Regions from separate parts of the Homo sapiens genome. Here regions 1 and 2 are each linked to region 3. The links are chromatin contacts, found by Hi-C or POLR2A ChIA-PET in ENCODE. All regions are on one chromosome and are shown on one strand. The core of a region is the stretch at or near the end of the contact, and the rest is flanking DNA. Distances in the headings are between cores, read along the strand shown. Region 1 overlaps PAQR8 (progestin and adipoQ receptor family member 8). Region 2 has its middle 39 kb from the start of GSTA2. Region 3 overlaps TRAM2 (translocation associated membrane protein 2).

Region 1 (3,929 bases), core at 472-2,971, 160 kb before region 3:
TCAGGTTTATGATTGGAATGTCTCACTACACCAGTTCTGTAAAGCTAGCCACAACAAACCATGTGTCTCTTTAATATGAAAGAAGCCCATCAGATTTATGATCATATTTATCTGGGCTAATAGACCTATTTGGATTATTTGATAGATTCCACTCAGATTTTGTGGAAGTCACATTTTATTCTCTTAGGGAGTATTGGAATCTGATTTACAAGTAAACTCAGTGTCAAAGATCTGAGAAACTTTGCAGTACTGATTGTTTTTGTAAGGCCAACTGCAAGTTATTTTTGTTAATGAAGCAAAGCAGTATTGCAGCAGCATATTTGAAGTTGTATATCAAAAAATATTGGGGTTTAGTCATAGAGGGCATTTTTTGAGGCATAGTGGTTAAGAACGCAGACTTTAGAGTCAACTGCTTAGTCACCTCCTGGATCTATCACATACTGTGCAGCCTTGGACAAGTTATGTAATCTCTCTGTAACTGTTTCCTTATCTGTGAAATGGGAATGATAATAGTACTGGTGTCAGGTATTGTTGGGAAGTTTAAATAAGTTAATATTTTCAAAGCACCCAAAACACTGTCTGGTATGTGCTAAACATCATATAAGTGTTTGATACTATTATTCTGACACTTTCTCTCTCTTTTTTTTTTTTTTTTTTTTGAGACGGCGTCTTGCTCTGTTGTCCAGGCTGGAGTGCAGTGGCATAACCATGGCTCACTGTAGCCTCAATCTCCTGGGCTCAAGTGATCCTCCCACCTCAGCATCCTGAGTAATTGGGACTACAGGTGTGCGCCACCATGCCTGGCTAATTTTTAAATTTAGAGATAGAGTCTTGCTGTGTTGCCAAGGCTGGTCTTGAACTCCTGGGCTCAAGCTATCCTCCCCGTTCGGCTTCCCAAAGTGCTGGGATTACAGGTGTGAGCCACTGTACCTGGTCGATTTGGACACTTTCCATTCATTCATTCATTCGTTCATTCAGTGATTTCTTGGAATATCAATGTGATAGGCACAATGCTAATGATAAAAATATTCTCAGCCCTCAAAGGATCTTGCAGTTTAGTGGTCAGAGAGACATATAATGCAAACCATGTAGGCATACAGTAAGGAAAGTCCTATAATGAAGGACTTTAAGTGCAGTGGCAGTTAGGTGAAGGAGCACCTGAGGGGAAGCCTTCACAGGGACCATTTGAGATGGGACATGAAGCATGAGTAGGAGTTGGCCAGTGGACATCAGTGGTGTGGGCATTCCAGGCATGCATAGAAGCACAAAGTCCTGAGAGGATGGCAGAATAACTGGAACACAAAGTGTCAGAGTGGGAGATGCTTTGGGGACAGTTAAAGAGACGCACAGGTAGGGGACCAGGAAGGCCTCCTGTATCCTACAGAGGTTCCTGTGAGAGATAATAAGGACTCAAATTCAGACAGGGGCCAATGAGAGGGAACCCAGCAGATGGAGGAGTTGGCCAGGAGCAGTGAGTGCAGTGACACGGTTACACCTGTTTCTCAGGTGATAGGAGACGTGCCCAGGTGCTGCTCTGCTTATCGATATAGTTCCTCTCTGAAAGTTAAATGGTCTTTTATGGGTACTTCACGTATTTTTACTGTGTTTTCAGGGGATAACAACTATCACCAAAAACGTGTCATTTCATTGTTTTATTGAAAGTTACTGAAAAGGAAATGCATTTTAGGTAGTTTCCATCAGTCAGAACTACGAAAACAAAACCAAACCTTAAGAATACAGATGATCCCCAACTTAGGATGGTGTGAAAGTGATACACATTCAATAGAAACCATACTTTGCATTTGGGGTTTTGATTTTTTCCAAGGCTAGTGATAGGTGGTGAAATACTCTAGCAATTCTGGGCAGCAGCAGTAACCTGCAGCTCCCAGTCAGCCATGTGATCTCAAAACAACCAGTACCCTACGGTGTCCTCTGTTGCCAGATGACTTTCCCCACCTGTAGGCTAAGTGTGTGTTCTGAGCACATTTAAGGTAGTGTAGGCTAAGAGTGGTTACGTTCAGTAGATTAGGTGCATTAAATGCATTTTCAACTTAAGACGTTTTCAACTTAACAATGGGTTTACTGGGCTATAACCCATCATATGTCAAGGAACATCTGTATTTAGCTTAGTTCTGTGATTTACTTTTAAAAAGAACACCTAAATGCACAATTTTTGGCTAAAATGTCAGATTTTTAACCATGAACTTGGGATTTTTACCCCATTTTTCTCTTTCCATTAAAAAAAAAATTTGAAAGGCGCTTCTAAGATAAATTTTTAAGATTAGATCCCGGCCGGGCACAGTGACTGACGCCTGTAATCCCAACACTTTGGGAGGCTGAGGTGGGTAGATCACCTGAGGTCAGGAGTTTGAGACCAGCCTGACTAATATGGTAAAACTCTGTCTCTACTAAAAATTCAAAAAATTAGCTGGGCATAGTGGCATGCACCTGCAGTTTAGTCCCAGCTACTTGGGAGGCTGAGACAGGAGAATTGCTTGAACCCGGGAGGCGGAGGTTGCAGTGAGCCAAGATTGCGCCATTGCACTCCAGCCTGGGCGACACAGCGAGACTTCGTCTCAAAAAAAAAAAAAAAAAAAAAGATTAGATCCCTACATAATGCAAGGCATTATTCAACATTTTTTAACACTTTCTTATAAACATTAAGTGAATTCATGGTACATATACTCAGTAAATAGAACTTTTAATTCCAATTCCATTATAATCTGACTCTAATTAAAAATCCTTAAAGGAGATAGGGGAGTTCAAATATCCCACTGCTCTAGATGTGTCCAAATGAATGTCCTCCATGGGCACTTCAAACTCAACATTTTCAAACATGTCTTTCAGCCCAGACCTGACCCAGGGAGGCAGTATTATGATGATTCCCAGGAGTGTTACAAAACAAATAATATTCCTTTTTGATTTTAAAAAATTGCATTAAAATCAATTATAAGGTAGAAAATACGTGTGGATAGATTTATTTTTACTAAGTTATATCCTTCAGTGGGCTCTTTATTTGAAATATTACTAGGACTTTATGTACATGTTTTGCCTCTTGAAAGTACTATTCCATTACTGACCATTTTGTTATTATTCATTCTGTTTTCTTCCTAAAAAGTGGATAGACAGGAAATCACCTCCTCTCACCCACCCACCCTTTTTTATGAGGACAATGACACTGAGTAATTGATTGTCTTAGGCATAGCCACACACCTGAGTAGAGCAAATACTAATAGCCAGACTTCCTGACTCCCAAACCATTACTTCTTTTTTCCTTCACCTTTGCAGAAGAGAAAGAAATTGGTGCCATGAGCCTGGGCCTAAAGAACTGTTCATTCAGTAAATAATTATAAGGTGTCTTCTATATGCCAGATATTATTTTCAACATGGGGACTTCTGCACCTAACAGTCCCTGCCTTTAAAGGAGCTGGTGGCTAATGGGAAAGTAAGTGGAGTAAACAAACGAACCCAGCTCCATGAATGAAGAAAACTGGGAGAGGCAAGGCCAGAGTCTAATGAAGGCTGGAGAGAGCCCTAAGCCAGTCTGGGAGTTAAGAAAAGCTTCCTGGTGGAGCCGACTTCTAGTTAGAGTGTTGAAAATGACCCAGAGTTGCTGGGCTAGAGGGTACTGAGTTTGCATGCATGGGAGATAGAGTGTCAAGAACTCCCAGTATTAAGAGTATTAAGATCTGGGCCAACAAATTGGCCTTAGAGGTATGGGCTCTGGGAGAGGAGGCTGGAATAGGAAGGAAAACAGAGAAAGGATCTGTTTGAATAATTAGGGCTTAGAATTTGTATTGTAAACAAACAATGGTGAGCTGTTGAAGAATTTTGAGGAGGGAATGATAATCAGATTTCCATTTTTAAACTGTTGCCCTGAAGTGATTTGGAGAATGAAGTGAGGGTTGGGGATGTGAGTTAGGAGAGCC
Region 2 (3,781 bases), core at 928-3,427, 170 kb after region 3:
TTAAAGATAGACTGAGAAAAGACCTTGAAACTCATAGAACTAAGATGATTAGTTCATTGATTAAGAAATTAAAATTTGGCCGGGCGTGGTGGCTCATGCTTACAATCCCAGTACTTTGGGAGGCTGAGGCTGGAGGATCACGAGGTCAGGAGATCGAGACCATCCTGGCTAACACGGTGAAACCCCGTCTCTACTAAAAATACAAAAAATTAGCCGGGCGTGGTAGCGGGCGCCTGTAGTCCCAGGTACCCGGGAGGCTGAGGCAGGAGAGTGGCGAGAACCTGGGAGGCGGAGCTTGCAGTGAGCCGAGATTGTGCCACTGCACTCCAGCCTGGGCGACAGAGCGAGACTCCATCTCAAAGGAAAAAAAAAAAAGAATTTAAAATTCAAGACTTTGAGAGAGGAAGTAGAGCTAGAATGCAGACTACTCAAGTTTTGGACGTGAAAAGAAAGAAGGAAATAGCAAAAGGGAAAACTAGCCAAGGATAAAGAACTTTAAAAATTTGTTGTGGAGTGTTTCTTGGTTTCTTCTGAGGAGTGTGGGTGCATGGCTAAGAAGGTTAGGACAGTGGAGGCCTGGGCCTGTTTCTAAGCAGAAGGAAGCCTTCCAAAGGACAGAGGCAGCTGAAGAGACCAGCTGGAGAGCAGAAGGATTGTACAGCTTGCTTATGTACATAATAGATTTGTGATTGTTTATTTGCATCTATTGGTTTTATTACTGTATTAGGGGATATAATTGATACTTTAAAATATATGTGTATTTTATATAATGTATTATATGCAATATATTATATATATATGAAATATTGAGACCAGCCTGGCCAACATGGCAAAACCCCATCTCTACTAAAAATACAAAAAATTAGCTGGGCGTGGTGGTGGGCGCCTGTAATCCCAGCTACTTGGGAGGCTGAGGCAGGAGAATCACTTGAACCTGGGAGAAGGAGGTTGCAGTGAGCTGAGATCAGGCCACTGCACTCCAGTCTGGGCGACAAGAGCGAGACACTGTCTCAAAAAAAAAACAAAGTGTACAGAGTTAAGTGTACAACTGGATAAGTTTTTCAGTTTTGTTTTTGTTTTTGAGACGAGACTCGCTCTGTTGCCTCCAGGCTGGAATGCAGTGGTGTGACCTCAGCTCACTACAACCTCCACCTCCTGAGTCCAAGTGATTCTCATGCCTCAGCCTCCCAAGTAGCTGGGACTACAGGAGTGTGCCACCACACCCAGCTAATTTTTGTATTTTTAGTAGAAATGGGGTTTTACCATGTTGGCCAGGCTGGTCTTGAACTCCTGGCCTCAAGTGATCCGTCTGCTTTGGCTTCCCAAAGTGCTAGGATTACAGGAGTGAGCCACCACACCCAGCCTCAATTGGATAAGTTTTAACACACATATACACCTATGAGACTATCATCATAATCATGATACTGAACTTATTCACATCCTCATGCCCTTTGGAAATCCCTTTCTTCTGCCTGGCCCCATACCACTCATCTGCTTTTTGTCACAATGAGTTAGTTTGCATTTTCTAGAAGTTTATATAATTAGAAGCATACAGCAGGTATTTTGTTTGTTTGGTGTCTTTCACACAGCACAATTATTTCAAAATTCATCTGTGCTTTTTTATGTATTCATTCCTTTTTTTATTGCAAAGTAGTTGAATTCTTTTCCTGTGGCCACTCTAACAAATTACCACAAACTAGGTGGCTTAGACAGCAGAAATTATTCTTGCACATGTCTAGAGGCTAGAAGTCCAGAATCCAGAGGTCAGCAAAGCTGGTTCTTTCTGGAAGCTCTAAGGGAGAATCTGTTCCCAGCCTCTCTCTTGGTTTCTGGTGGCTGCCAGCAATCTTTGGTGTTTCTTGGCTTGTAGCTGCATCGTTAGATTCTGCGTCATAGAAATGGACAGTGGAAAAGGAAATACAGAGAGACTCATGGATTAAGGTGAAGAGGATGAGGGAATAAGAAAGACAAAATGGAATAAATTGGAAGGGGTTAAAAGGAAGTGAGGAGAACTTTGCACCTCTGCCTTTCAGTCAGCATTTTTTAGTTGTTCTTTTGGCAATTTACTCCAACTTGGATTTAAAATTTATGAGAAAAAAAGTCTCTGTTCCAGCAAAGGGATTGCCCAACCTACTGTGTCAGTCTAACGCTGACTCCATGACTGAGCACCAGATGGCGCACTGCCCAGAGCCAAGGGACCTCCCTGGTGGCTGTAAAGAGTTCAGTGCACAGACTCAGCCACTCTTAGGTGACTTTCCACAATTGCAAATGAAACTGAGCTCAGCCTACTCAACCTTCCCTTCCTCTTTTAGATCACTGAGAAAGTCTACTGTCCCAACCATATGCCCTTTTTCGGAGCAAAATTTCTCAAAACGGCTGCCGGTAGCTGCTGTCTCCTCTACCTCACGTCCCATTTTCTCCTCAACCCACTCCAGTCAGGCTTGTGTCCCCATCTTCTCTCCTCGGGTCAGCAGTAGCCTCCGTGGTACCAAATTCAATGTCCACTCTTCCATCCTCTTGCCGGACTGTTGGCCTCATGATGCCACACTTTCTTGGACTTCCTTCTACTTCACTGACCCCTCCTCTTCAGACGCCTTCGCTGGCTCCACCCAGCCTTCTCTTCTCCAACTGCTATCTCCCCCGAGGCGATGTCCTCAGCCCTTCTCTATCATCAGAGGTGTAACTTCCAATACTAGGTCATAAAAGACATTGTAGTTTCCCTCTTGCTTACATACTCCAGGGGAAGTTAGCTGCCATGTCCTGAGGACACTCAAGCAGTCCTACACAGAAGCAGGCATGCCAAAGAAGTGAGATGTATTGCCAACTTTCAGAGAGGAACTGAGGCCTCTGCCAACAGCCATGTGAGTGAGCCATCATGGAAACAGATCCCAGTCAAGCCCTCAGCTGACACAGCCTGTTAGTGACTTGATTGCAGCGTCCTGAGAAATGCTGATTCAGAACCACCCGGCTAAGCTGCTCCCAGATTCCTGACCTTCAGAAATTGTGTGAGATAATAAATATTTATTGCTTTAAGTCCCTAAACTTCGGGGTGAGTTGGTATATAACAATTGATAACTAATACACCCATGCTGGCCTCATCTTTCAATACTTCCTCGCCTTGCTCCCACAACACTAGTGTACCTAAAACACACCCAACTTGTTCCTGACCAACACCCTGTCTCATTGTTCCCTCTGACTAAGACCCTCGCTCACTGGATCTTCTGGTTCCTGTCATTCAGGACTTAGTCTTTCCTGGCATTCTCTGTGCCTAAAACAATTCAGGGAACAAAGTAGGTGCTCTATAAACTTTTATTGAATAGAACTATGAATAAAATACTTTAAACAGTATTTATTGGAACCATAATCCTTGAGAAGATTTTGTCAATTTCTGAGGTTAAAGTCTAATTTTTCTGCTAGGTATACTTAGCTGCCCTGTTGACTTAGAATGTTGCAACTGTATTCAAAGTTTCAAAGGACAAATATATTGAAACAGCTGCTGTGTGCAGAGGGAAGGTGAGTAAAGATTGGAGAAAGGTAGGAGGCAAGGCAGAGCAAAGTCAACACAGATTAAATTTGTGCTGACTCACAGCTGCCTCATCTAAGCAGCTCTAATTGGCAGAATGTTGCTAAAACATATTTGTTCTTCAAGAATATCCCAGAAAACTGGCAAGTCAGTATACCTAATGGCTCAAATATTGACCCAATTCCCCCAGTGCAGAGAAATTAATATCCACTTCAGTTATACACACACACACACACATATATATATAAACTCACTATT
Region 3 (4,269 bases), core at 634-3,133:
GTACTTCAGTGGGCTTCCGATGGAATCTGCAGAACATGAGAGAGCATGAAAGGGGTATTCATCACCTGGCTCCTTTCCTGCTGGACAGTTCTGGCAGTCACTGCAACCCTCCACCAAAACTCCAGCCCCTCCCCTTCAACCACAGCTCTCAATGGTATTTCCTCTCTCCCTTCCTTCTTAGTTCTAGATCCATGCTATCCTCAGCCCCTTCAAGCTTAGGGATAGCTCCCCACGTTCGCAAGCCTTAGAATGCTTTACTGTTCCTTATCTGTTTCCCCTGAGCCAGTCCACGCCCTTGTTAATAGTGCCTACATAACCATTCCTCAATTACCCCACCTGTTTCCTGTTGGGACTCTGACTGATGGAGATATGCTACTCAAATAAAAGAATACTAACACCATATGATAATAATTAACCTCATCAACGTAACTGCTGGCAATGGGACACTATTTTTATTTTTTATTTTTATTTTTTTTGCGACAGGGTTTCACTCCCGTCATCCAGACTGGAGTGCAGTGGCAAGATCTTAGTTCACTGCAGCCTCTGCCTCCCAGGCTCACGTGATTCTCCTGCCTCAGCCTCCCGAATAGCTAGGATTACAGGAATGCACCACCACACCCGGCTAATTTTTGTACTTTTAGTAGAGATGGGGTTTCATCATGTTGGCCAGGCTGTTCTTGAACTCCTGGCCTCAAGAGATCCACCTGCCTTGGCCTCCCACCTGCCTTGGCCTCCCAAAGTGCTGGGATTACAGGAGTGTGCCACCATGCCCAACCGAATAGGACACTTTAAACCAGCAAAATTATCCTCCACACACATCCTGGTACTACCCCTCATGAAACGCATGGGAGGCAGACAAATCGCCACTCTTTATGGGCCATCTAATTTCCAAAGGACCAACAGTGTTGATAACCCACTTCAGAAATGGTTTTCTTTAGGCATGACACCCTGGGACTGGCTTCTCACAAACTCAGATCAAGATAAACCACTGTGGTGGACGAACAGTTTCCTGCCTGAGTTTTTCAAGGGGGCCTTTACTGAGGCAGGAGGAGGTGAATATAGGATTTTGAGGACACCACTGGCCTCAGGCTGCAGTGACAAATATGAGTCCTGGCTTCATGAACACTCGATCACATAGCTTTATTATTTTGGAAAAACATATCCGTTATGAATGGGGACTGGCTCTACACTAACCAATAATGTCTCCTAATTAATATCTGATCTGTTTCAGCCCGGAAGGCAAAGGATCTTTTACCTTTATGTGCTCAGAGTGCCACACAGGGTTGCTTGGATGTAGGGATTACGCTGCTAGTCCCTAGCCATTTACCTCCCTTTCACAAAGGGATTCTTTCTAACGTTTTCAGGATAGAGCAGCAACTGGAGTGAGGGTGGGCATGCAGGGGAGGGTGAATGAGGGAGGAGAGAAAGTCTGCAAACAAACGGGCCACTTATCTCCAGGAGTCTTTCTACCTTTTCCTACAGCTGAGTAGCTTGGGGGCAGGTTGTCTGCCAAGCTTCCCTGGCCCGTGTAAACACTCTGGCACCAGCTGGGGTTTGGAATCTGCTGAGTCTCTGCCAGCTGGCAACCTGGAGATGGGTCAGATTAAAGGAATGCATAATGAAGAAGTGGGTGGGAGACAGAGGCTGTATTTACACAGAGGGGGTCTGCAGGGGTCAGTACGGCGCTAGCCAAAGGGGCCTCTGGAAGTGGAAAAATAGGAAGGGAAGAGGAAGGGGTTTCAATGTGCCCAAGCACCATGCCCCACCCAACTGGCCCAAGACTGTTATGTTCATTTATTTTTTTCCTTTTAAAAACTGACTTCTTTGTCCCCTTCTCAGTCCCCCACAGCATCTCCCAAGCCAATTACACACAGCCCTTTGAAAGGTTTGCAGCTGGCCGCTCGAGAAGGCTCAGCGTGATCAGACAACACGGACACTTGATCTTCTGAGATCCCAATTTGGGAACGTTAACACGGAAACCCTAGCCACGTGCTGACAAGCAGGCCCTGGGCCACATTCTGCCCCAGACTGAGCCCTGGCAAGAGGAGAGGGCACAGATAGCCAGCAGTCTCAGGCAGCCATCCTGGCTTCCAGCCTTAAAGAGAGCGAGATTCCAGGCTCCTCCCCCATGCAAAGCCCAGGGGGCACGGATGCAGAGAGGACAGCCCTGGGACAGGACCAACAGGCTCCCCAGCCCTTTCACTACCCCGAGGAGGCAACGAAGACAAGAACAGACTGAAATCTGTTGGGTACTTGGTGGCCACACCTGCTAGGAAGGCCACCTGCAGCTCTACTGAAGCCCATGCAAATAGGTAAAGCTCAAATGGCTGTACATATATTACTAAGAGGAAGCAGAAGGGAGAAAAGTGCAGTGAGGAGGCAAGAGACCTGTTCCCTGACAGCTCAGCCACAAACCCGACGGGCTGCTTCCAGCTGCTCCCATCCACCTCACTGGGCCTCAGAGTTCTCATGTTTTAAGGGTGTTCTCTGAAGTCCCTTTGTATCCACGGATTCTTCCCCATGCTTCTGTGACACGGCTTCACTTCCAGGCTCCCAGTGCAAGCCTCAGCTCTTCTTGCTTTCTTGGAAATCTCTGCTGTAGCAGCCACTTCTATTCCGGCGACACTCAGATCTACTTTTCCTGCTGAAATCTTTCTCCCCAGGATGGGAGGTGGGAGGCTGCATCTTTACCTACATAGTGCATGATTAACTCCCGTTCAACATGCCAAACCTGGTGCCCAGGAGAAAGCTCTATACTTGCCTATGTCCCAGGCTGCAGTCAAAGACTCCCCACCTTTCCTTATAGCCCCTTGTTGGCTTTTTCCTTTACTATTTTATTAAATCCATCATTTCTACTCCCAATGCTGCTAAGAGCTTCATATTCTCATTTGCCACCAGCCTGTAGGAGAGACTTCTAACTGGATCCTCAGCCTCAAGACTCAAAACCCCTTCCTCCCCTCCCACTATCCATAGCTAGAATAGCCAGGCATATACACACAAACATACACGCACACACCACAGCCCCTCCATTGCCTTCTGCTGCTTAAAGGATAATGTCTAACTCTTTAATCTGGCATTCCTAATCCTCCCTGCCTCTCCACATTTGATTATCACAACTTTCCAAACTAATATGATAGTCCTGGATGTCCTAAAGGATATATTAAGGATATTATTCCATTAAATACTCTCCAAGATCAACAAATGTATTTGGTAGAGAAATATGTAACTCATTAATACTATATGAAGGCTCTGACAAGTCCTGCAATAAAGAAACAGTAAAGAAACAGCCTAGCATTTCCCAGGGCAATCTGGCCCAGGAACCCTTGTGTAGCAGCATGTGTAGTAGCCGCTTTCTTTGATTCTCTGAATGTCCTTTCTTGCCTGCACTCCAGCCATCTGCTCTGCCTTCCATTTGTTCATCTGCCTTGGCTTTCCTTTGAGAGCCTGCTCCAGCCTCACCTCCTCCTTCCTCCTCCCCATTCTACCATCACTCCTCTTGGCTGCTTCCTCCTCACACCTGAAGCACTCACTGCCTGTACCTCTTTGTTGAGAGATAGTAGAGCACAATAGTTAAGAGCCCAGATTTTGGATTCAGAAAGACCTGTGTCAAAATCCCAATTCTGCCCTCACTAACTCTGAAATGGAGTTGTTCAGTTGCTTGGTGTAGACAGAGATAGAATCCATAAAGAGGACTATGGAGGGGACTAGTGGGATTAGAAGGTCAAATGTAGCACAAGGCCTAGCACATCACAGGTATTCAATAAATAACAATTAGTCATTCTTCCTCTTGTTTTTTATCATTGCTTTGTCATTTATCATTTTCTGGGTTCTCCTGCCCCTACCCTTTGCATAAATCAAGCTTAACAAATACGTGCTGATAAGCCACCAGCAGCAACAGCTCCATCTTCCATGGGACAGCAGGAAGACACCCCAACCTGCCAGCCCTGAGCACACCATCCGCCCCAGCACACCATCTGCCCCAGCCTACCAGCCCTGAGCAAGAGGCTCTCCCAGGCAATCAAGTCCTAGAACTTCACAGAACCCCTCAATGTTACCACCCAGCCCTGTCCCCACCGCCTGTTTGCTTACTGCACCCCTGGGAAGGGATGCGGAGGCAGGGCATCCCACTTTGGTTTTGAAAACCAAAGTGGGCCAGGCGCGGTGACTCCCACCTCTAATCCCAGCACTTTGGGAAGTAGAGGCAGATGGATCACCTGAGGTCAGGAGTTCGAGACCAGCCTGGCCAACATGGTGAAAACCTGTCTCTAC

Evidence for each region. A loop is a pair of places that touch in the nucleus more often than their neighbours do. ChIA-PET counts read pairs that join two places held with the same protein, here RNA polymerase II (POLR2A). Pooled maps may share reads with other maps.
Region 1: a pooled map shows a loop between it and region 3 (2.0-fold over the local background). The contact joins two enhancer-like sites. A Hi-C loop is called at or near these places in 2 of 50 pooled maps. POLR2A ChIA-PET finds 5 or more read pairs at or near these places in 5 of 52 experiments (BJ, GM10248, HepG2 and 2 more).
Region 2: a loop to region 3 is called in a pooled map, with 2.2 times the contacts of the local background. The contact joins two enhancer-like sites. A Hi-C loop is called at or near these places in 1 of 168 maps with a recorded cell type or tissue (CD8-positive, alpha-beta T cell) and 1 of 50 pooled maps. POLR2A ChIA-PET finds 5 or more read pairs at or near these places in 2 of 52 experiments (PC-9 and naive thymus-derived CD4-positive, alpha-beta T cell).

Annotation. Positions count from the first base shown.
Region 1 is chr6:52,392,695-52,396,623 of GRCh38, forward strand. The region is part of intron 1 of PAQR8 (progestin and adipoQ receptor family member 8); the gene reads left to right. Among named protein-coding and RNA genes, the nearest start is that of EFHC1, 26 kb to the right of the region's middle. Within about 2 kb of position 1,722, at least 3 of the 41 ENCODE cell types and tissues checked have a DNase peak (open chromatin) inside an H3K27ac peak, as active enhancers do.
Region 2 is chr6:52,722,439-52,726,219 of GRCh38, forward strand. No RefSeq gene overlaps it. Among named protein-coding and RNA genes, the nearest start is that of GSTA2, 39 kb to the right of the region's middle. RefSeq lists silencers at 5-119, 2,168-2,217. Within about 2 kb of position 2,178, at least 17 of the 41 ENCODE cell types and tissues checked have a DNase peak (open chromatin) inside an H3K27ac peak, as active enhancers do.
Region 3 is chr6:52,550,093-52,554,361 of GRCh38, forward strand. All of the region lies in intron 1 of TRAM2 (translocation associated membrane protein 2), which reads right to left. Among named protein-coding and RNA genes, the nearest start is that of TRAM2, 25 kb to the right of the region's middle. RefSeq lists an enhancer at 2,125-2,294. Within about 2 kb of position 1,884, at least 25 of the 41 ENCODE cell types and tissues checked have a DNase peak (open chromatin) inside an H3K27ac peak, as active enhancers do.